6 separate regions of the Homo sapiens genome follow, and regions 2, 3, 4, 5 and 6 are each linked to region 1. Evidence: chromatin contacts called from ENCODE Hi-C or POLR2A ChIA-PET data. All regions are on one chromosome and are shown on one strand. Each heading gives the region's core, a stretch centred on a gene start or an enhancer-like site at or near the end of the contact. The rest is flanking DNA. Distances are from core to core; before and after follow the strand shown.

Region 1 (3,628 bases), core at 485-2,984:
TATTCGTAGAAGTGAACGAATGGGGCTGAGGTTTTGGTGCTCAAGAGATTATATTCTAAGGTGGATTCTTAAGAGTGTGGCTTACAGAGTCAGGTTCGGGTTTCAATCCTGCCTGCCTCGGCCACTTAGTACCCAAGTGACCTTAAACATTCGTTTCCCTGAACCCTAGGGTCTACATCTGTAAAACCGGCGGGGGGTGGGAATACTTTCCTGGCAGGATTGTAGTTAAGGATAAGTGAAATAAGCATGAAAAGTGGCTAGCACGATGCCTGGGACTTAGCAAATGCTCAGTAAACAGAAACGATTATTTTTGAAATGTGAAAATGAACCGTTCAGAACGATGGGAGTTTACAGGACTAGATTTCTGCCGTTTTTTTTTTTTTCTGTGTGGGAGGTGTTAGGGTGGGAGGGAGGGAAGAGGGAATGGAAGACTGTGTAAGGTGGGCTTGGTTGGATCAGACACTCGAGTTTGGAACAGTCAACTGCGATCTGGGCACAAGGGCGGTGAGGGGAGCTTATGGTTTTACTTGGGGTGGAGGAGGGGGCTAAGGGGAAGCCATGCCCCGGAGGAGGTTGAATGGGCGGGACAGATCACGGCTCCACTCATGGTTTCCCTCTTGCTGGAAGTGTGACGACTCCCTCCGGATCTCTGTAAAAGCGGGGCTATAGTGAATTCTGGCGAAGGGCCCGCGGTGGACCAGGAACTGGTGCCAGAATTGCAAAAGGGCACCTGCGCCCGGAGTGGGGAGGTGATGCGGGGGCGGGGCGGGGCCCTGGGGGCGGGGCGAGTCGCGGAGGTGCCGCCTTGGGGCGGGGCGGTGACAGAAGGATGGATCCTGGGGGTGAGGATTGACTTTGGGGGCGGGGCGAGAGTGCGAACTGGAGTCTGAGGCTGAGCGGTGACGCAAGGACGATTCTGAGGGTGGAGCGAGGGGAGGGGATTGGCTCTTGGAGGCGGGGCGGTGGCACGAGGCTAGCCCTTGGGGGCGGGGCGGTGGCGCAAGATTGACCTTGGGGGCGGGGTGGGGGCGTGGGTTGAATCCTGGGGGCGGGGCGGTGGCGCGGAATGGATTCTGGGGTCGGCGCGAGGCGCTGAGGTGCGTCCTGAGGGCGGGGCGATGACGCAGAGCGAATCCTGGGGGCGGGGCGAGACCTTCTAGATGCGTCCCGGGGAGTGGGCGGTGACGCGGTGGCAGGTTCTGGGGACAGGCGGTGACCCCAGAATTGACCCTGGGGACAGGGCGAGGCGCGGAGGCGTCCTGAAGGCGAGGCGGTGACGCAAGAGCGAATCCTTGGGGCGGGGCGAGGCGTTGGAGATGCGTCCTGCGGGCGGGACGGTAACGCGGGGGCGGGGCGGTGACGTGAGGTCAGTGCGGGGATACGGGGCGGGTTCTGGGGCGGGGACGCAGTGGTGGATTCTGGAGCGGGGCGGTGACGTGGGGCGGGTTCTGGGGCGGGGCGGTGACGCGGAGCGTGTTCTGGGGCGGCGCGGTGATGGGAGGCTTGGCCCTGGGGGCGGGGCGAGGCGCAGAGGTGCGTCCTGAGGGCGGGGCGGTGACGCAAGAGCGACTCCTGGGGGCGGGGCGAGGCCTTGGAGATGCGTCCGGAGGCGGTGGGGAGCGAAGACTGACCCGGGGCCGTGACGCGGGGGCAGGCCCTGGGGCGGGGGCGGGTCCTGGGGACTGGGGCGGGCGGCCGAGGCCCGGAAGCGGACTGAGGCGGCCTGGAGTCTTAGTTGGCTACTCGCCATGGACGAAGCGGATCGGCGGCTCCTGCGGCGGTGCCGGCTGCGGCTGGTGGAAGAGCTGCAGGTGGACCAGCTCTGGGACGCCCTGCTGAGCCGCGAGCTGTTCAGGCCCCATATGATCGAGGACATCCAGGTGCGCCCCCGGCCCCCTGTCCCCGCGCTGCACGGCCGGGTCCCCACGCCCCTCGAGGAGGCGTTGTGCGGGAGCCTAGCCTTCCCTGTGGCTTCAAACCCCTCAGCGGAGCCAAAGAATCCCAAACACCTCTTAGTCGGGTGTTCGCTAAAGCGATTCCATGCCATACTCAGTCAGCGTACACTGTTAGTGCTTGTGTTTCTTGTGTAAAGGAAAAATGTGAGACACATCTTGAGAACTTTGAATAAGAAACAATTCATGAATTGGAGAACATCAGACTGAAAGAGCTTTAGTGTTGCAATGACAAAACGTCAGAGGCAAGTATTTATTGGGAAAATGTGGAAGCAAAATAAAGAAATTATTTGATTGGTTTGCAGTTACAAAATTGCCTTTTTTTTTTAAGGTCTGTTAATTGACTGCTTTTGGCTGGTCTTAAGTTTTATTTCTCTCTAACATAAGCATTTATCAGATATGACCCAAGTTAAATTTTGCTTATGTTTGCAGTTTAAGCAAGATTTAGGTCACTTAGGATACCTGATTGGTTTTGTCTGCTCAGGAATTCTTCATGGTTGGTCTCCATTTTAATTTACGTTAATACTTGCGAGGAAGGAGGCGTGTGCGTTTTTACTTTTCTAGCATAGAGGTTTCGGGAACCCACTTTGGCATCAGGCTGCCTGGCAGCGTGTTCTTGGGCCAGTCACTTACCCTCTTTGAGCCACAGTTTCTGGGCTGTGAAATGGGAATAAGAATAATACTGTCATAAGGACTAAATGAAATAACGGATGTGAAACTGTAGTGCTAGGCACAGAGCGGGGGATCAGCGTACCCTGCCCTCTTTGGCCAGCCCCTTCTGTGTTCAGTTTATGTTTTGTTAAGAGGTTTTGGAAATGAGGGGACCTGATGCAGAATGGAGAATAATGAAGTCAAACATTTGAGGTTTTGTTTAAAAGCACTTTCCCATCTTTGTCTCATTTGACCCTCATCACAGGCCTGTGAGGATGCAGGAGATATTTCCTACCATGAGGTGCAGTAGGTGTGAGTGGCTGGCTGGATATCCCTGGCCAGTGCCCTGGCCCAGGGAAAGAGTCTTTAAATAATTGAGTATCATATGAGTAATTATTCATTAATAATAAAATAAGTTTTGTGCCTTCTGTGTGGCCCCTACTGGGGAACAGTAATGGTTTGAGGCCACAGTCCTTGCCTTCAGGAATGTTCACGGGGATCACAAACTCAAATGCCCATGGAGGACCAATGGATGGGCGTCATAGTGGATAGCCTTTGCACTGCCCTCCGTCTCCAGCTGAGTATGGCCATATCAACAAATGGCCCAGTATTGCCACATCTTACACTTATTTTGAGGCAGGGTCTCACTCTTGCCCAGCCTGGAGTGCAGGGATGAGATCATGGCTCACTGCGACCTTGACCTCCTGGGCTTAAGTGGTCTTCCTGCCTCAGCCTTTAGAGCAGCTGGGACTTTAGGCACATGCCACCATGCCTGGCTAATTAAAAAAAATTTTTTTTTTGTACAGATAGGAGTCTTGCTATGTTGCCTAGATGAGTCTCAAACTCTTGGCCTCAAGTGATTCTCCTGCCTCAGTGTTGGGATTACAGGTGTGAGCCACTGTACCCGGCCCAGCTTTCACATCTTAAAAAAGAAGCTGAAAATCTTGATTCCTCTGTCAAATTCCCTGGCTTAAAATGTTAGCAACAAATTCAGAAATTTTTTAAGAACCTTGTGGGAACCACAG
Region 2 (3,628 bases), core at 749-3,248, 1.9 Mb before region 1:
CCAGTTCCAGGGTGTTATACCCAAAGTGCTTTTCTACTGCAGCATAACCTCAAGAAAAACCAGTTTCAGGAGCACCACACCTAGGATCAGATGATGCAATATGATATTAGCGTCTCATTGCATCAGTGTGTCTGAGGCATGAGTCTTTTAAGCTGGCAAAAAGCATTATAAAGGGGCAGGAGAAAAAAGGAAAAGACTTGCAGACTGAAATCTAAAGGTACTGTCAGTGGTGTTCCTAATTGGCCACACAGGGTGTTTAGAGGATAAACACCCAGCCACCCGCCTCGGCTGACAAGCATCAGCATGCCATTTCCTGAAGGGGACTTGATGGCATATTTAGGCGAAATTCTTTTCTGGTTGGTTCTACTTATGCTTTATATCAAAGCGTCAAAGTTTAACCTCTAAAAAATCTTTTTAAATGCAGGTCTATTAAGAATAGGCTTTCAAAGGGTGCTTCTATTCCATCTTGACTTTTCTGAAAATCTCTGAAACGTACCAGTTGATTTCTCATTTCCAAAGTTCTTTTACATAAGCACTCTCAGCTCTCTTGACACACAGACTTTTGACTTTGATCAAATACCTTAGATTTGGGCCTCTTGGTTTCTCTGTCTTCCTTTACAGGACACTTGATGCTTCCCAGTCCTGTTTCTTGCACTAACAATGAATGAATGAATCACAAAAATCCTAGAACTTTATGCGTTTTCAAGAAGTTGCCTGAAGAAGGAACTTCCTTGTGCGGTACGCCTCAGGAAAAAAGAAGCAGGAGAAAAGCTTTGAGAGGAGAGCAAGTGACGGTGAGATCGTAATGGAAGTGGGGTGGAGAGGTGGAGGGTGGAGACCGGTAGGAAGCAAGCAAGGCTTTTTTCACCCGTCCCAGGACACGCGAACGAGATCAAGCCTCACTGCGGTTCACTAGGGTCTATGCAGGCCCTCGCACCCCTGCCTACCTCCTCAGAACCCAGCCTCTTGGCTCTTCTCACCCCAGCCCCACCAGACAGCTTCCCTCCCAGGAGGTGTCTCTCAAGATCTCGAAATGTGGAGCGTCCCGTTCACTCCACCTGGCCTGGAATACTTTTCCTGCCCCCTTTCATCGGGTCTTATTCATCCTTTAAGTTGTTCAGCATAACTTTCCACCTGAATGCCTTCCCTGGCCCTGGACTAGGATAAATCCCCTCGCCATAATGTTCCTACACAGGCATCACTTTGTAAAGCTTACCACTGTTGTAATTACTTGTTTACTGATCTGTCTTTCCGTTAGGCTGTGCGTTCCACTGGGGTGGAAACCTTGTTCACTGGCTCTGCAGCCCCGGGCACTGTGGGTCTTGCATGTACCGGGGGCTCAGTAAATATTTGGCAAAAAATGAAAAAGTTCCCCTCAAAGCCAGCTTCCAGTGCCTCCACGGCCCTCAAATTAATTATGAATTAATTCACTAATACAGCAAACCTTTATGTGATTCTTCCGTGTCACAGCACCTTGTTACATACTGAGGACACATCCACAGGCAAATAAAACTCAGCTTCTCTCTGCACAGGAAAAAATTATTCAAATTGTATTCATCTTTCATTCCAATCACTCAATTAGGGCACGTCCCTTGTTGGCTGCTGCGTGAGCGAAGTAACTATTTTCCAGCGAGTGTCCTCATGTGACCTGTCTAGACGTGCCCAGGAAAAACAATCCAACATCCTCCTAAGCCGCAAAGAAGTCCCTGACGCGCAGGCCGCACTGCGTGGAAGGCCCAAAGCGCGCTCGCGGGCCCGCGAAAGGCGCAGGAGCAGCGGAGCCGAGGCGGGCGGCGAGGCGCGCGGCGCGCGGCGCAGGCTCGGGTGGGCAGGGCAGGGCCAGGCCGGGCGGGGCGGGGGCGCCGGCAACGGGTCCGCCGGCCGGCAGGGGGCGCGCGCGCCCCGCGCCCCGCGCCTCCCGCCCCGCCGCGCGCTCGCTTGCCGCGCGGCCGCACATGTGTTTCTGTTTTGTGTTGTAGCATTTGTTCTGGAAGCTCGTATTTACATTTTAAGTGTATCTGGTGAGTGGGCTGGAGCCCTCGTCTGGGCCGGAAAAAAAAAAGCCCTCCGATCCGTCTTTTAGTTGCTTCTCTTCCTTTTTTCTCTCCGGTTTCTCATCACTCCAACCAGGTAGGGTCTGAAAATCGACAGTGATCAGTTTGTGGGGTCTGGGAAAGTTTTTTTTTTTTTCCTTTTTTTAAAGAGAAAAGGTTAAAAAAAAACCTGGGGGAGGGGGGCTGGGTGATTGAAGGAATAAAAAGAGGAAGGAAGGCGGATCCACGTGGTTTAATCGGAGACAGACAGAGATCCCATTGTTCAAAATCAATTAAAAAAAAAAAAAAAAGCAGACAGGGGAGAGCGCAGGGACGCCGGGGAGCTGGCGGCGGCCCTGGACACTTTGCAGTCGAATCGGAGACCGGCCGGGCCGCACGGCCGGCAAGGGGGCTGGGAGAGAGTTGGGCACCATTAAAGTTTTTATTTTTCGTGTCTGTGCGAGCAGGTGTTTGGGGCTGGGGTCCAGCTTTCTTCGGGCTCTTCCCCCGTCGCCGGGGGCAGTCCGCCGTAGGGATTCGGCTAACTAGAGCCCGAGGTCGGCACCCCTGAGCTGGGGCCGAACGGGGGTCCAGGGCTGATGCGGGGTGGGGGAGAGCGTTGCATTAAATGCCATGAGTGGGTTTGGGGGGAGACTGCGGAGACAAAAGCAGCAGGTGGGGTAGCCGGGGAGCAGGGGCTCCCTTACCACCCAGGTGCCAAGGGGGAATCCTGGAAGTGTCCCGAAGCCTTCTTTAATGAAAATCTAGGGGACTGGAGGCTGGTTTTACTTTCCCTTTACTTTTGGGGGGCGAGGTTGCAACTGTGATGCTTTGTGGGCAAACCTAACTTACGGATAGGCCGGGGGTCTCAATTCTCCCTCCAGGGGATTGCCTCTGGGGCTCCCGGCTGCCCTGCGGGATTCCCCGAAGGAGCCGCGCCGGGGCCAGGGAGGGGCGCGATTTCCTCTCCCAACTCGCCCCCTCTCCGCCCACCCTGCGGCCGCCACTTTGGGGAGGGCAGAGGAGGAAGTGGAGGCCGGGTGGCTCGTCTCCGCTCCCCTCCCCCCGCGCAGTTTATAACCCGTCCATTGTGCGCCGCTGCCCCGTGTCTCCCTCCAGCCGCGACCATGCCCAGGAAGAAGGCGGCGGCGGCGGCCTGGGAGGAGCCGAGCTCGGGCAACGGCACTGCCCGCGCCGGGCCCAGGAAACGCGGCGGCCCGGCGGGCAGGAAGCGCGAGCGGCCCGAGCGCTGCAGTAGCAGCAGCGGCGGCGGCAGCAGCGGCGACGAGGACGGCCTGGAGCTCGACGGGGCCCCCGGCGGGGGCAAGCGCGCGGCGCGGCCGGCGACAGCAGGCAAGGCGGGCGGCGCGGCCGTGGTCATCACCGAACCCGAGCACACCAAGGAGCGCGTCGTGAGTGAGGGTCAGGGTAGACGGGTGGGCGCAGGGCCGGGGCCGGCGGGCTCAGCGACGCGGCACGGCGCGCGTTCCAGCCGGGGGCCGCCTCGCGTCACGCTCCCTCCCGGCGGCCGGGCCGGCGCAGGCCGCGGGCTGAATCATTGCCTCCGCCTCCGCGCAACAAAAGGGCTCGGTACG
Region 3 (3,628 bases), core at 459-2,958, 1.8 Mb after region 1:
AGTATTTTTATAATGTATCATGGTTATTTTAAAGATTGAAACCATTAAAATCGCTTAAGTTTCACAAAACAGTTAAAAGGCTAGACTGCCTAAATCAAGCTAATGTTAAAATAGCCTGAGATCAAGTTAAATTAAGTCAAGTCCTCAATGGGGATTTTTATTTTTCTTCTTTATACTCTTCTGTTCTATAAAGAACCTATATTGTTTTACGATTAGAAAAAAATGTTTTATATACTTTTAAAATGTTTTACATGTAACACTACCCGTACAGTAGGATCACAAATACTTGAATAACACAGTCACAACAACTGAAGAGAAAAAATATTGGAATGGAGTGAAACTACAACTGATTTTTGAACTCCTCTGTCTGCTTGTTTATAAAGTTCAAATTGTCTCTAATGAACATGACTTGTTCTTATAAAGGGTTAGAAATATAGTTTTATGAATAAATAGTTTTGAAGTTCATTTGCTTTAAAGTAGAAAACCCTTTCCTGCCTAACTAAGCTTCCTGAAAACTTAGCTACTGGAACGGCTCACTTTTCAGAGTTTCTAACAGCCAAAATAGCTGTTCATCCACAGTATTCTTAGGGTTGTTTCTATTTACTATGCACTGACCATAACGGAAAGCGATATAATGAGCAAGCAGACAGTAAAATGGCAGGAGTCTGGCCCAGCAGTCAACAGCATCACTTTAGATCGGTTCCCTCACCTTTTGGCTTCAGTTTCCTCATATACAGAATGGGGGGTAAAGGCTGGGCCAGTCCTATCCTGCTAGGATGTACAAATTCCACTTCTCTGTAAGTCCGCTATGTAAGTCAACAATCAGTTGAGCTATAAAATCAACCACTTTCATTTGAACAATATGTTCAAACTGCTCAATGAATAAGTTTCCAATGAGAATTTTTAAAAGCATGTATTAAAATTTTTTCATACATATGTACATATAAATTGGGATATCGGAAGTACATCTAAAAAAAAGAAACAGGGATATAAATATGATATATTCCAAGACTGTATTTTGACTAAAGTTTTACAATTTACTTCCTTAGCTTCTGTCTAAAGATTAGGCCACATAAAAACCAAACACACACGCGCCTGGTTTGTGTTCAAGGAGAAATCCCAGCCAGAAGAATTTAGATACACTCACAGCATGTCATTCATTCAAGTATCTACTGAGGGTCCACAAAGTATCTGGTACTGGAGGCACAAAGATACATAAGAAATAAAGGCACTCACAAGCAATAACAGAGCCAAGTGTAAAAATATTACAAAACAATGAAGTGAATATAATGGTACAATCATGCTCCTCATGGTGAAATCAGAGAGAAGGGAACAACACGTTCTGTGGGGTGAGGCTCAGCAGGGAGACTCAGAGGAGGAGGACACTCAGGCAAGAGGGATGGGACCTACGTGTGTGTGTGTGTGTTTGTGTGTGTGTCTGTTTGTGTGTTCCTGGTTTTATTTTTACAACCCATGTCCAACCTGGATTCTTGACTAGAAAATGCATCAACACCATATAATCTTCTAAGTCAAGGGTAAATTGCTGCTTTTATGGTGCGCTCCCTACCTGACATGCCCCTGCAGGAAGCCTCACTGCCACCTGCTCTTTACTGCCTGACTTGCTCCGTGACAGGAGGAGCACTCACCAATCCGGGTCTTGTCAACAGCAGAAGGGAAAAGCCTCACTTCCTCCGGAAGTCCTCGCAGCACATGTTCGGGTACCTCAGCCAGGGTCTCGGTGGCCGCCACAGGCTCAGTAGTGTTCTGCAAGTCAAGAAATGGAAGGATCACAGCAAAAGAAAGAAAACTCAAATCATGGGTTTTTTTTTTTTTCTGGTTCAATAAGCAAGTATGCAAAAATGTAACCGAAACCTGAAGCTGGCAAGACAGACCAAAACGATGATGTCAAGCATTTGAGGAGCTGCTTTGATGCTTGTTTGTAACTGTCCAAAGGAAACCACTGCAACCTTCAAGCATGTCTGTGTTACTCTATTTTGTTCCAGCCACCTGTGGCCATTTCCAAAATATGATAATCTCTGCCACCATACTGCTTTAAACACAAATAGAATCTGGCAGCAAAATATAGCATAAGCTTACTTCTAAATCAAAGGCTACCATCAGTACCTTAGCACATTTAAAAAATAAAAACCAACACTGCCCACTTCAATGAATGCTTTCAGCACACACCACAAAGGCTACTGGGGCCCTCCAACCCTGCCCCATCCATGTTGCCCTCCAGCAACAACCCCTAACTGGATGGGGCTTGAATATTCCACCCCAAAACACGACAACTTATTGTGGTCCCTTACTGCAAGTGCCACCTTTCCAGGAAACAGTAATTTACCACTGTTTACCAAGTCACTAAACAGCAAAGTCACCAGGATATCACAGAGTTGCTAAGAAACAGAGAATTTTTTTAAATTATTTATCAAAGTTTAGGCTGGAATTCATCATAATCTTAAGAAAAGATTACTATTAGATATGTATGTAAGGAAGGGAGAGATTTGAGCCAACTGGGAGAATATGACTGTTATTTTCTCATTAACTTTCAAATCAAAGGAACACCAAGGGTCTAGTAACCAGTACACCATATATCCTACGGAGCTGATGTGCACATCACGGCACTGCTAAGAATGATAGGCTTTGTAGTCTGAGTGTGTTTCATTTCACTGCACAGGGAAACACTTCTCCAGGACTTTTAAATGAACCAACACAGGCAAAAGTAAACCCCAAACAAAAAAGATTAATTTTTCCCACAACCAGGAAGCTCTTGTCGTCTTCAAGAATATATGTACCAAGAAAAGAATATCATCCAAACTGGCATACTCTCAGCATTTCAATTTTTGGCTTATTAATTATCAACAGTCTACTTCAAGAGAAATAAATCTCACAGTCATTATAAACATGGTCATCTACTCTCTGGCCTGCTTCAAGCTCGAGAGCCCAAGAGAGGGCATCTAGAGACAGGTTTGTCTCTCGTGCAGAGCCGAGCCAACTGAGCCTCCATTTCAGACACACAAATGCTTTGTTCCTGCTTGATTTACACCTTTGTCCCAACAATATCCCTGAAACATTTTCCAAAACATAAGATAGCCAATTAGCCCCAGAAAATGGTCTTATGGTATTTTTAATTAGCTAAAGTGTGAATAAATTAACCATAGACATTTTTCACTTCTAAATATAGTGTCCCCATTTTTAAATTCTTAATCTATAAGCTGGATTTTTGGAAATGTGAACAATTTATTTCCAAAGAGGGAAAAGGTATTACACTGGTAGTTGGCATTGGCATCCTAAGCTACATAATGATTATTTCATAACACTGATAAAGTAAGTGACATTAACAAATATTAGCCAGAGTGATGTCCTATCAGCACTGGCCATTTAGTAAAGTAAAAGGGGATTTTCTTCTTCCGTCTCAGCTGGGACCCTAGGCAAACACTCAGCACCATTTATCCTCCCCAGGAGCACAGCCGCTTTGAAAAGTCACCATGTCTGCTAACCTAAACGGATACTTCCAGGCACTTTCACAGTAATTCTAATGACAACTTCGTATTTACTGAGAACTTCCTCGCTCAAGGCACTGTGCTGTCTTACATGCTGGGTAGAATGTACTCCAAATAGTCCAAGA
Region 4 (3,628 bases), core at 324-2,823, 1.8 Mb after region 1:
AGCTCCTCTAAACTATTTCAACCAAATTAGGAATATTAATAAAACACTCTGAGCCAGATGGATGGTCAAAATAAAACTTCAGGCCTGTACTTGGCAGCATGTGAAATATAAACAAGCCATCTGAATGCCAACAAAGTACCATGCCAGTCTACCTGAAACTTCAGCTTCAGTTCACCATACAACATTTAACTAAAAGAAAAGTCTATTTTTAACCTCCACAATGGTGTTCTTGGGATATTTATCCAAGCCCTCAATTCTTTTTTTTTTTTTTTTTGAGAAGGAGTCTCGCTCTGTTGCCCAGGCTGGAGTGCTGTGGCGCAATCTCGGCTCACTACAAGCTCTGCCTCCCGGGTTCACGCCATTCTCCTGCCTCAGCCTCCGGAGTAGCTGGGACTACAGGCGCCCGCCACCACGCCCAGCTAATTTTTTTGTATTTTTTTTTTTTTTTTAGAAGAGACAGGGTTTCACCATGTTAGCCAGGATGGTCTCGATCTCCTGACCTTGTGATCCACCCGCCTCAGCCTCCCAAAGCGCTGGGATTACAGGTGTGAGCCATTGCGCCCAGCCTCCAATTCCTCAATTCTTTAGAGGCAACTTTAAATACAAAGCTACACCCTGTACAAGCCTGTAATACCAGCTATTAGGGAGGCTAAGGCAGGGAGACAGCTTGAGCTCAGGAGTTCGAGTCCAACCTGGGCAACACAGAAAGACCCTGTCTCTACAAAATAAATAAACTTTAAAAGTTATTTTATTGAAAAATAAAATAACTACACCCTCCTCTCTATAATGCTCCCACGAACATTAGGTTTGAATGTCGTAACAGCTATCTGTAAACTGGAACATGAAATTGTCTAGGGAAAAAAAAACACTGAACGAGTTTAAAAAAAAACAATAAAAATTCATCATTTAGAAAAATAACCTAGTGTTCATATTTAAGGAAAACACAGGAAATTAGGTTTTTTACTTTCAAATTATAAGTGGATTTGTAAAAATCAACTAAAGTATTTTGAACTAACTATAAGGATCTTGTTACCTCTTTTATATAGTTTAGAAAATTTAATCATAATCGAACTTTATTTCTGTATTAGGCAAGTCTTACCTTCCAATTTACATATGGACAAGAGAACCAAAATAACCACCTAAAAATAGGGCACAGCATGGTTCCCAATACACTCAATTATGATATTTAAAACTTTTTAATCATGGCATATGTTAGGATTTTTGCAAATCCACCCACTAAAATACAGCTAAAAAATTTGCAAAATGCTTTGAAAAATTTACGTTAATCCACATAATTTCCCTGTAAACAAGGATAGACATAAGAATCAAAGGCACAAAACGAAAATACTGACCAACATTTTCATCTAAATTTGGAGCAATTCAGTAGCAGCAGCAGAACTGCAAATTTTTTATAATTCCCGAACTCCTACTGTTGAAAAACTACTAATTAAAACCGTACTGAGCTTTTAAAAACAGACCGCCACCATAACAGCAGCAGAGTTCATCCTGGCAGGCAACCACCAGAGACGGGACATTCAATGCTCAGCAAAGGCACCCTCAGCTAGGAGGCAGCCAGAAAGCTACAGCAGAGACAGGCCCCTCCAAGACTGACCAACCCAGAAACAGCTCATTTGTGTCTCATGCCACAAGCTTGCCAGCAAAAAGCCAGACACAGGAATACTGCCATGTCCAAGCACTCCACATCCTGCTCCAGCACCTGCAAACAGGAACCACAGGCCAGTGCCCTATAAGTCAGTGGGCACAGGACCTGCCCACCAGGCACCCAGTAGGCATAGGGCCCATCTACCATCATCCTCAGACACCACAGCCAGGCCTCTGTCATTCAGCTTAGAGCCTGAAACAGAGCTGCTGGCTGCTACGAAAGGTTAGGAGATCAAACTCCACGGAAGCCCGTCCACTCTCTGCTTTTATTAAATGTATTCTCTAAGTTCAACTTTAAATGGAACCAATGCTGTCACTTCTGTTGTTGTCAACTGCATGTAGGAGTGGACAAAAAGCTCCACATTATGTAGAAGAAAAGGCATGGGAAAACTGGTTCAAATTCTGACTGTGACACTCATTGGTAGGGTGATCTTGGACAAGTTATCCAATTTTGGAAAGTGTCCTTTTCCTTCTCTCCCACATCAACCAGAACACCCACTAAGTCTGACCTGTGCGTGGCTGTCATGAAACGGACTGGAGACTCCGCACTGGAGGAGGATGCTGCCTGCTGTAGTCATCTCTCTCATCTCCCCCACCAACCAACCCAGCCACTTGGTGCAGCGCCTGGCAGAAAAAGGGCCAATATATGTCCATTTGCAGAACTGAGTTTCATAATCCAAAAATACTCATGTAGGTTTCTACATGAGTAGAACTGCTAATAGAACTAGGTCCCTCTTCCTGGAGACCTCAGCCCCTAGAACTTCCTGTGTCACTTATGTCACAACCTCAGAATGGTCACCCCTGATCTCCCACCTACAGTCAGGCCATACCTCCTCCACCCACCCTGCAAAACACTACTGACATGACAAGGTTTACCTACTTCATCTGTTGGCCTGTACTCCCCACTCTCCAGAATGTGATTCCATGTGAACAGGGACCCTTGTCATTTTAGTTCTTTGCTGAAACTCCAGCACCCAGAATAGTGCCTGACACAGATGCAAGGAATACTTGTTAAGTAACAGAAGGGAAGACCATCCACACAGTCACAACTTCTCAGTCCCCAAGGTTCCTCTTGATGTCCTCCTCCTTCCTCTCTCTCTTCTGAAACATCCCCATCCTGCCACTCTTTCTACATAAAGGCTCCCTAGCCAGCCCAGCCCAGCTCAGCATCCCTTTTTCCTTCTCTTAGGGAGGGTCAATAGTCCTTACTGCCTATACCATCCGTGTTGCACTTTTTTTAGACTACCTTAGACTGAGTTATCTTTGCATGTGGCTGTCTTACCTCCCTATATTTTAAGTTTCTAAAGGCTTGTTATTTCGCACCTTTAGAGAAGAATTTCAAATATGTACAATTTCAAAAAACTTGAGTGTCGTCACAGTACCAAGGTTTTTAATTTAAACAATTCTGATCGTAGAGACAGATAAAATATTACTTTGCTAAGCTGATTATAATTTAACTGTTCTGTGGTGACTAAGAGTCGCTGAGATAAATACTTATAAGCTATAGCTGATATTCTCAGGCACTACTGACGGTTTTTAGGAAGGACTATCTGAACCTACTAACTGACCTTAAGGAACTTGTTCTTTATAATTCATTACCGATTTTGTAATAAACTTTCTGTCTTCTTCACTATCCAGCTTTCAGGTATAAAAACTTCTTGCCGCTATAAACTCTTCTCTCTTAATTTGCTGTGAACAGCGAGGTCAATAGGTTAGAACCTAAAATAAGGGTGAATCAGCACAGAATGAGGCTGTGACGTAGGAGGGAAGAGGGAAAGAAGAGACCCAGTGCTTATTTTGGGCTTACACAGGTGCTCCATAAATCCCCATTGATTAAATGAGTCACCAACTCAGTAGTTCCTCCGCAAGTAGCAGGGAAGTAAACGCCAGCCATGTTCTAAGGAGTGGTACTTACAGTTCCCAAGAGCCCACAGCTTCACAGAGCATGTTTCTATTATCTCACTTG
Region 5 (3,628 bases), core at 652-3,151, 1.5 Mb before region 1:
GGAGTGACTGAAGAGGCAGGTGCCTTGGAGGCTCCAGGCCACTCCTGCCCAAGGTAAGTCCCAAGAGTGAGGCCAGCTCTGAGCAGATCCATGGAGGGGGCTGGAAAAAGAAGCTGAGATGTCTAAAATGGAAACTCAGTAAAAAACAAAACCAAAAAACTTTCTTCACAGAACTGCTGTGGGGATTAAGTGGGATAATGGACCATAATGTTTGGCACAGAGTAGAAATGGTTTCTTATATTAAATGGCTAACAAAGCCACCAAGGACTGGGTGTCCTTCTCTGGGCACACCCTCTCGTACAGAACAGAGCTCACAGTGTCTAGCTGTCTGCTCACTTGCCGTCTCCACCACTAGAGAGTAAATTCAATGAGCAGTGACCACCTGGCTTGCTCATTCCCTGCAGCATCCCAGCACTTGGTGCCTGCCACATAGTAGCCACTCCATTCGTATTTATGAATGAATGAATGAACGAACAAAAGAATGGCACCTTTGCCAGCCACCCTTGAAATCACCTCAGCTCATTCACCAACTGCCCAGTTTGTTTGGGACTCTCAGTGCAGAAACCTGGGCAGCCTCGGGCAAGCTGCACGGTATGCGACAGAAAGGGCTGACTCAAGCCAGTAAGCGTCAGAGATGAATAATAAGACTGACAAATTCTTAGGGAGGCTAGGTGTGGTGGCTCACGCCTGTAATCCCAGCACTTTGGGAAGTTGGAGCAGGATGATTGCTTGAGCCCAGCCTGGGCAACATAGCCAGACTCCATCTCTACAAATAATTTTTTAAAAAAATTATCCGGGTGGCCGGGCGCGGTGGCTCATGCCTGTAATTCCAGTACTTTGGGAGGCCGAGGTGGGTGGCTCACGAGGTCAGGAGTTCAAGACCAGCCTGGCCAAGATGGTGAAACCCCATCTCTACTAAAAACACAAAAAAATTAGCCGGGCATGATGGCGGACGCCTATAATCCCAGCTACTCGGGAGGCTGAGGCAGGGAATTGCTTGAACCCGGGAGGCGGAGGTTGCAGTCAGCCGAGATCGCGCCACTGCACTCCAGCCTGGGAGACAGAGCGATACTCCATCTCAAAAAAAAGAAAAAAAAAAAAACTACCCGGGTATGGTGGCTCACACGCCTGTAGTCCCAGCTACTCTGGAGGTGGGAGGATCGCTTGAGCCTGGGAAGTCGAGGCTGCAGTGAGCCAAGACTGCACACCGGCCTGGGCAACAGAGTGAGACCCTGTCTGAAAAAAAAAAAAAAAATTGGCCGGGCGCAGTGGCTCATGCCTGTAATTCCAGCACTTTGGGAGGCCAAGGTGGGCGGATCACGAGGTCAGGAGTTCAAGACCAGTCTGGCCAAGATGATGAAACCCCGTCTCTACTAAAAATACAAAAAATTAGCCGGGTGTGATGGTGTGCGCCTGTAATCCCAGCTACTCGGGAGGCTGAGGCAGGAGAATCGCGTGAACCCGGGAGGCGGAGGTTGCAGTGAGCCAAGATCGCGCCATTGCACTCCAGCCCGGGAAACAGTGCGAGACTCCATCTCAAACAAACAAACAAAAATTCCAGGAATAAAGAGGTTGAAATCGGGGCAGGGACCCGGATAGGATGGCTCCGCCCCATCTAAGTCTTAGCCCCACCCCCTGAAAGTCGCCCTGCCTCTCAGACTCCTCCCCTTTCTGAGAAGGTCACGGGGGAAGCCAAATGGGCATGCGCCGCTACTGCGCTATTGCGCACGCTCGCTGTGCTTGCCCCGCCTTCCCTCCGCCCACCCGGGAAACCGGAAGCCGCCTCCCACTTGGTTGCTCGTACGCGGCTAGTGGGTCCTCAGTGGATGTAGGCTGGGCGCCGCGATGTTCGACGGGACACCGGCGGAGAGCGACCTCGGGGTTAAGGGGTGGGGCTGACGTCAGGAGCCAAGATGGCGGCGGTGGTCGCCCTCTCCTTGAGGCGCCGGTTGCCGGCCACAACCCTTGGCGGAGCCTGCCTGCAGGTGAGTCCTGGAGCCTCAGAGAGGGAAAAGTCAGGAAAGCCACAGAGACTGCCTGGAGCTGATGGGGCTGCGGAGAGACTGAGGAAGCATAGGGCAAGGCCTCAGGGAGATGGAGGACCTCCTCCCCCTGGTGCAGTGCTTTGGTTTGGCTTCGAGCATCCCTGTCAAGTTATCTTTCTGCGCCTCGCAGCAGCTTGTGAGTTAGGGCACGGGCAATTTTTTACAGCTAAGGGTGCGGGGGGGGGGGACGTTCAGAAAGGGGACTTGAATTGCTCAAGGTCACATGGCAAGCGAATGACTGCTGGAACCAGAATTTGAATCCAGACATTGGAGTTCCAAGCCCTTTTTCTGCCACCAAACTATCGCCTCTGTAGAAAAGGGAGACCTGCGGGGTGTGAAGGATGGGAATTGGGAAGCGAGGTAATTCCTCAAGGGTGCGAGGTTGAGGACCGGGATGGGTGAGGAAAGGACATGTGAATTGTTGGGGACAGGGCAGGGGAAGGGAGAGATGGAGGGAAATGCACCCAGCCCCCTACCTCGAAGGATCCCGGAGGTGGGTGGTGGGGGTTGCAGGAAAGACTGGGTTCCTTAAAGCAGTGTCACCACAGTTTCACTAGTATCCTCTCAGTGTTTCTGACTCTAAAGGTCATATAATAATACGGACCTCATAGAGTTGACATGGAATGACAGGTAGAGGGCTTGGCGCTGTTCTTGTTTATTACTATGCCGTGTGCAGTAACAGATTTTCCCACGCCCCTTGTATGGCCAAGAAACAACACATTTCTGACCTGCCTTCTAAGTGGGAACATTTAGAAGGGGAAGGGAAATTGCTTTTGTATACATAAGGGACTAAGGATTTGCAAATCCTTTCTAAGTCTGTTCCTCTTCTGGGATTCTCAACAACCCCTTTAAGGTGGGCAAGCAAGAATCCTTACCCTCCTTTTTGGAGCTTTGAAAACTTGAGGCCCCCAGAAAGAAAATTTTTGGCTTGCTCAAAATATCACATTCCCAAGAAGCAGACCTGAGGCAGTTTTTTAACATGGTACCAGAAAAACTCCTTAGCATAGATCTTGGGACATGGTTGGTGTCCAAGAAATTTTAGTTCCTCTTCCTCTCTTGCACTTAAATGAGGACATCTTTCATCTTAAGTGCCTGCTATGGCTGCATAACACAGTACATATTGCCCATGTTCCAATCCTGGTTCTATCCAGCATGCTGTGTGTGAACTTGGATCCACTCTGTCTGCATCAGCCTTTCTGAAAAGGGGAGATAGAGGAAGAAGACAGCCTACCAGAGCCTCAAGCTGACATCCTCTCAGTATTAAATTGATGATTGATAATGAGCTTGTTTACCTGTTCCTTTTATAGTTGCTGAGCAAACAATTAAATTGTGAGAGCCCCACTAACGAGAGAGTTCCAAGCCCCTCTTCTAAGAATGCATTGTAGAAAAGGCTAATTTCATAGGTCATTTTTGTAATTCCAGGCAAGGTCTTTGCAGGGCCTCCTGAGGGCAACAGAAAATAGAAGAGCCCCAAGGCCTCCCCTTCCTTGTGGGAATGTACATGTATACCCACAAAAGCCACCTCAAAAGAATTCAGTAATGAGCTTGGTGTGTTACCTGTGGGTAACATTCAGGTTCAGGTT
Region 6 (3,628 bases), core at 676-3,175, 1.4 Mb before region 1:
TACAAAAATTAGCTGGGCATGGTGGTGTATGCCTGTAGTCCCAGCTACTTGGGAGGCTGAGACAGCAGAATCACTTGAACCGGGGAGGTGGAGGTTGCAGTGAGCTGAGATTGCGCCACTGCACTCCAGCCTGGGCAACACAGCGAGACTCTGTCTCAAAAAAAAAAAAAAAAAAAAAAAAGGTAGAATAGTAGTAACCAGATCCTCCCAGAAAAGCATCAAAGCCTCGCTCAAGAGAAGGGCTTCATGGAACTTTAAAGGCTAGGGCTCAGGAGAGCATAGCATAGGTCAGGTTGTGAGGAGAAGGAGAAAGAGAGAAGAGGGAAAGAAAGGCCAGCGGGAGAAGCGGGGTTGTCCACCTCCTGTGGGTTCCCCTTCTACCCTGGGAGAACTGGACATACACCCCAGGTGTCAGGGTGAGGGCCCTCTGAGTCTCTCCCTGTCTGGGGCTCCAGGGCGCCAACATCCCTGGCGCTCCCAAGGAGGGGGCCCGTCTGTAGCTTGGGAGTTGAACACAGACAATGGTTAGAGCACCAAAACGCCACACGCCAGCACACCAGCTGCAACTGAGTGTGCCTTTCCCAGATCCTCAAGCCACATAACTACACCGTGTGCGCCACCCACTGAGAGGAGCAGGGACCATCCGCCTTCCTGCCCACGTGGGAAACGGATGGACGGCGCCATCCACTCAGACTTCCGCAAAACCCTGGTCTGAGCTGAGCTGCCCTCTTCCTGTATCTTGGGTTCAGCCAGCTCACACCTTCCCCGGGTGGGAATACGGGATTTGGGGTTCACATCTCTGCAGCAGGCTACAGGCAAGCACGCAGGAGATGCTCGGCCCTTCCTTCTAGTTGCACCACATGCGGAATAAGTCTGGACAAATTACATCCCTGAGCCTCTGTTTCCTCATCTGTAAAATGGGTTCTTCTGTCATAAAGCTGTGCCTGCCCCACAGTGAGTTACAGTCATGATCATCATGGTGACTGCTCAGGAAAGGGACATGAGAAGAGGTAAAATGTGGGTGGTGTTTGTGGAGGGGAGCGGATGGGGGTGGCACCTGGGCTCTCAGGCTGGGAGAGGTTGCGGGTGACAATCTCCCTGATAAGGGCAGGCAGGCTGGTGATCTGAGCGTCCTGGGCCAGGTCCCGCGCGCCCAAGCCTTTCTCCTGGCACAGGACGCTGCTCTCCAGTGTCTGTGGGAAAAGCGAGAGGGTCTTCAGGGGACATGGGACCCGGGGCTCCCTGGCCTCGTGGGGAGAGCCACAGAATCCTACTGCCCAAGATACAGGTCCCCAGGAGCCCCCTCAAGATGGAGTGAAGCCTGGGAGTTAGAATCCAAAAAATCCCCATGCAAAGAGCCTCTTGTGTGCTCACTGCCCCAGGAAGAAGGCCCAGGGCCAGAGATGAGAACCAAACCCTACGGGTAACTCCCAAACCCCACTGGAGGCAGTCCAGTGTTGGGGGCCCCAATCCGGTTCCGACCCTAGATGGATGAGGATCTGGCTATGCCAGAGGTCCCCCAAGCCCTAAAATCTGGCAGTAGAGACCCCCTTCTCCCAACCCAGGGCACTGGGATGAGGGAGCCACAGCAGGTGCACCCTGTGTGTACCTCTGCCCCCCATCTTGCCAGGAACTGCAAGCGGGGGGCCCCTGTATACCCCACCACCACCACACCTCTCCCACCCCTTGATCCCCAAGACGCACACACCTCTCACCACTCCTGTTAAGTCCACGCTGCCCCGCCCCAGACAGGGTGGGCACAGCCCCCAGGACCCACCTGGATAACCGTCTCTAGTGTCAGCTCCACCTCCTGTGCCCCCGCCAGCCCCAAGCTCATGGGGGGGAGGCTGTGGGCATGCCTCCAGCCCCCTTCTCCAGGACCCCAAGACTAGCTCAGTCAGCACGCGCCACAGCCAGGATGCTGTGCTGAGCACCAGGCAGATTAAGCTTAAATCCGGCGGCGCCCCCATGTGACCACCGCGGTGGGAGGAGCAGGATGTGGGCTGAGGAGGGAGGGGATGGGAAAGGACAGGAGAGGAGGGAAGCAGAGGCAGGGAGCCAAAGGAAGAGGAAGGATGAAGAGAGGGGAGGAGAAGGGAGAGAAAAGGAGGGAGGAGAGAGAAGAGGGAATGGGAGGAGGAAACAGGGGAGACACCTGGAGGTCAGGACCTCACACACTCTTCACCCTGCGCAGGTTGCTGGGTCCTAGAGCCCTCCAAGCCCAGGGGGTGGGGTCAGTAGCCATGCGGCGGGAAAGGCCAGAGTCCTAAGTATTTGTGACCATCTTTCTGGCCCAGAACGGGAGTCACATGGTTAGCTAAGAATGAGAGGATTTACAGCATGCTGGGAGTATGTTTTCCCACAACAGGTGTAGGGCAAAGAATGCAGGCTGTGAGATCACCCAGGCCAGGCTTGGCACTTAGTTGGGCATGAGCGGTCCAGCCTGGACTGATGAGCATTTATGCAACACCTGCGGCATTCCTAGGTCTGACCTAGACACAGTGGTAGAGCCTCGAACTACAAATGCCCTAGCCTTGCCCTTCAGGCACTTATTGGGAAGCTTCTGGCCCCTTCACACCCACCCCAGCCCCCACTAGCTGGGTGCACCAGGGACACTGACTTTGCCTCTCTGAGACTCAGTGTCCTCTTACGTAAGATGTGATAATATTGGTACTCATCTCTCGGAGCCGTCCGGGGATGAAACAGTATCGTGTGTGCATACCCAGCACATGACATGGTGCTGGGGGGTCACGTGGCCAACACTCAAGAAATACTCATTTCATTCATTTGAAAATCCAGAAGGTACAGTCCCAGCCAGGCGCAGGCACTCATGCCTGTAATCTCGGCATTTTGGGAGGACAAAGCGGGTGGATCACCTGAGGTCAGGAGTTCAAGATCAGCCTGACCAATATGGTGAAACCCCGTCTCTACCAAAAATACAAAAATTAGCCGGGTGTGGTGGTGCACACCTGTAATCCCAGCTACTTGGGAGGCTGAGGCAGGAGAATCGATTGAACTCAGGAGGCAGAGGTTGCAGTGAGCCAAGATCGCGCCATTGCACTCCAGCCTGGGCAACAAGAGTGGAACTTTGTCTCAAAAAAAAAAAAAAAAAAGGCACAGTCCCTATATCCCAGGGCCCTGAGACCCAGAGGTCACCCACCACCTCCCATTGTTCTTTCCCTGGGGCAAGGAGGCTATGTGCTCTAGTGCTTAGGCGCACAGCTCTGGAGTCAGTATCAGGTCTGAGGTTGCATGTGAGACTCAGCTCTGTCACTTGCAACTATGGTGTTCAAGACAGTAAGACCTTGAACAGGTTACCTCCCTGAGCCTCAGTTTTCTCATCTCTAAAAGGAGACTAAACCAGGCCAGGTGCAGTGGCTCAAGCCTCTAATTCCAGCACTTTGGGAGGCTGAGGCGGGCAGATCACTTGAGGTCAGGAGTTTGAGACCAGCCTGGCCAACATAGTGAAACCCCATCTCTACTAAAAATACAAGAATTGGCCTGTAATCCCAGCACTTTGGGATGCTGAGGCAGGCGGATCAGGAGGTCAAGAGATTAAGACCATCCTGGCCTACATGGTGAAACCCCGTCTCTATTAAAAATACAAAAATTAGCTAGGCATGGTGGT

The links. A loop is a pair of places that touch in the nucleus more often than their neighbours do. ChIA-PET counts read pairs that join two places held with the same protein, here RNA polymerase II (POLR2A). Pooled maps may share reads with other maps.
Region 2: a loop to region 1 is called in a map of naive thymus-derived CD4-positive, alpha-beta T cell, with 13 times the contacts of the local background. The contact joins the promoter of RCC2 here to the promoter of CASP9 in region 1. A Hi-C loop is called at or near these places in 3 of 168 maps with a recorded cell type or tissue (CD4-positive, alpha-beta memory T cell and naive thymus-derived CD4-positive, alpha-beta T cell), 7 of 37 single-sample maps with no recorded cell type and 18 of 50 pooled maps.
Region 3: a loop to region 1 is called in a pooled map, with 8 times the contacts of the local background. The contact joins the enhancer-like site here to the promoter of CASP9 in region 1. A Hi-C loop is called at or near these places in 7 of 37 single-sample maps with no recorded cell type and 10 of 50 pooled maps.
Region 4: a loop to region 1 is called in a map with no recorded cell type, with 10 times the contacts of the local background. The contact joins the enhancer-like site here to the promoter of CASP9 in region 1. A Hi-C loop is called at or near these places in 2 of 37 single-sample maps with no recorded cell type and 13 of 50 pooled maps.
Region 5: a loop to region 1 is called in a map of CD8-positive, alpha-beta T cell, with 14 times the contacts of the local background. The contact joins the promoter of SDHB here to the promoter of CASP9 in region 1. A Hi-C loop is called at or near these places in 4 of 168 maps with a recorded cell type or tissue (CD4-positive, alpha-beta memory T cell, CD8-positive, alpha-beta T cell, naive thymus-derived CD4-positive, alpha-beta T cell and 1 more), 3 of 37 single-sample maps with no recorded cell type and 17 of 50 pooled maps.
Region 6: a loop to region 1 is called in a map of CD8-positive, alpha-beta T cell, with 5 times the contacts of the local background. The contact joins the promoter of CROCC here to the promoter of CASP9 in region 1. A Hi-C loop is called at or near these places in 4 of 168 maps with a recorded cell type or tissue (CD4-positive, alpha-beta T cell, CD8-positive, alpha-beta T cell and naive thymus-derived CD4-positive, alpha-beta T cell), 6 of 37 single-sample maps with no recorded cell type and 27 of 50 pooled maps. POLR2A ChIA-PET finds 5 or more read pairs at or near these places in 2 of 52 experiments (CD4-positive, alpha-beta T cell and activated B cell).

Annotation. Positions count from the first base shown.
Region 1 is chr1:15,522,321-15,525,948 of GRCh38, reverse strand. CASP9 (caspase 9) reads left to right here and starts at 1,734. Exons shown (of 9, transcript NM_001229.5): 1 at 1,734-1,880. The coding sequence starts at 1,749. RefSeq lists silencers at 655-1,094, 1,375-1,764.
Region 2 is chr1:17,438,047-17,441,674 of GRCh38, reverse strand. RCC2 (regulator of chromosome condensation 2) reads left to right here and starts at 1,998. Exons shown (of 13, transcript NM_018715.4): 1 at 1,998-2,130; 2 at 3,153-3,445. The coding sequence starts at 3,161. LOC124903862 (a long non-coding RNA gene) reads left to right here and starts at 132. Exons shown (of 2, transcript XR_007065508.1): 1 at 132-217; 2 at 622-1,539. RefSeq lists silencers at 1,759-1,898, 3,218-3,317.
Region 3 is chr1:13,729,136-13,732,763 of GRCh38, reverse strand. It overlaps PRDM2 (PR/SET domain 2), which reads right to left. Exons shown (of 10, transcript NM_001393986.1): 3 at 1,647-1,764. Among named protein-coding and RNA genes, the nearest start is that of PRDM2, 31 kb to the right of the region's middle. RefSeq lists enhancers at 1,254-1,343, 1,564-1,623, 1,684-1,993. Within about 2 kb of position 1,708, at least 17 of the 41 ENCODE cell types and tissues checked have a DNase peak (open chromatin) inside an H3K27ac peak, as active enhancers do.
Region 4 is chr1:13,752,909-13,756,536 of GRCh38, reverse strand. All of the region lies in intron 6 of PRDM2 (PR/SET domain 2), which reads right to left. Among named protein-coding and RNA genes, the nearest start is that of PRDM2, 55 kb to the right of the region's middle. Within about 2 kb of position 1,573, at least 5 of the 41 ENCODE cell types and tissues checked have a DNase peak (open chromatin) inside an H3K27ac peak, as active enhancers do.
Region 5 is chr1:17,052,305-17,055,932 of GRCh38, reverse strand. It overlaps SDHB (succinate dehydrogenase complex iron sulfur subunit B), which reads left to right and starts at 1,901. Exons shown (of 8, transcript NM_003000.3): 1 at 1,901-1,985. The coding sequence starts at 1,914. RefSeq lists enhancers at 1,362-1,411, 1,962-2,021.
Region 6 is chr1:16,920,228-16,923,855 of GRCh38, reverse strand. CROCC (ciliary rootlet coiled-coil, rootletin) reads right to left here and starts at 1,925. Exons shown (of 37, transcript NM_014675.5): 1 at 1,778-1,925; 2 at 1,058-1,193. The coding sequence starts at 1,837. RefSeq lists enhancers at 1-11, 195-966, 967-1,738, 1,739-2,510, 2,511-3,283.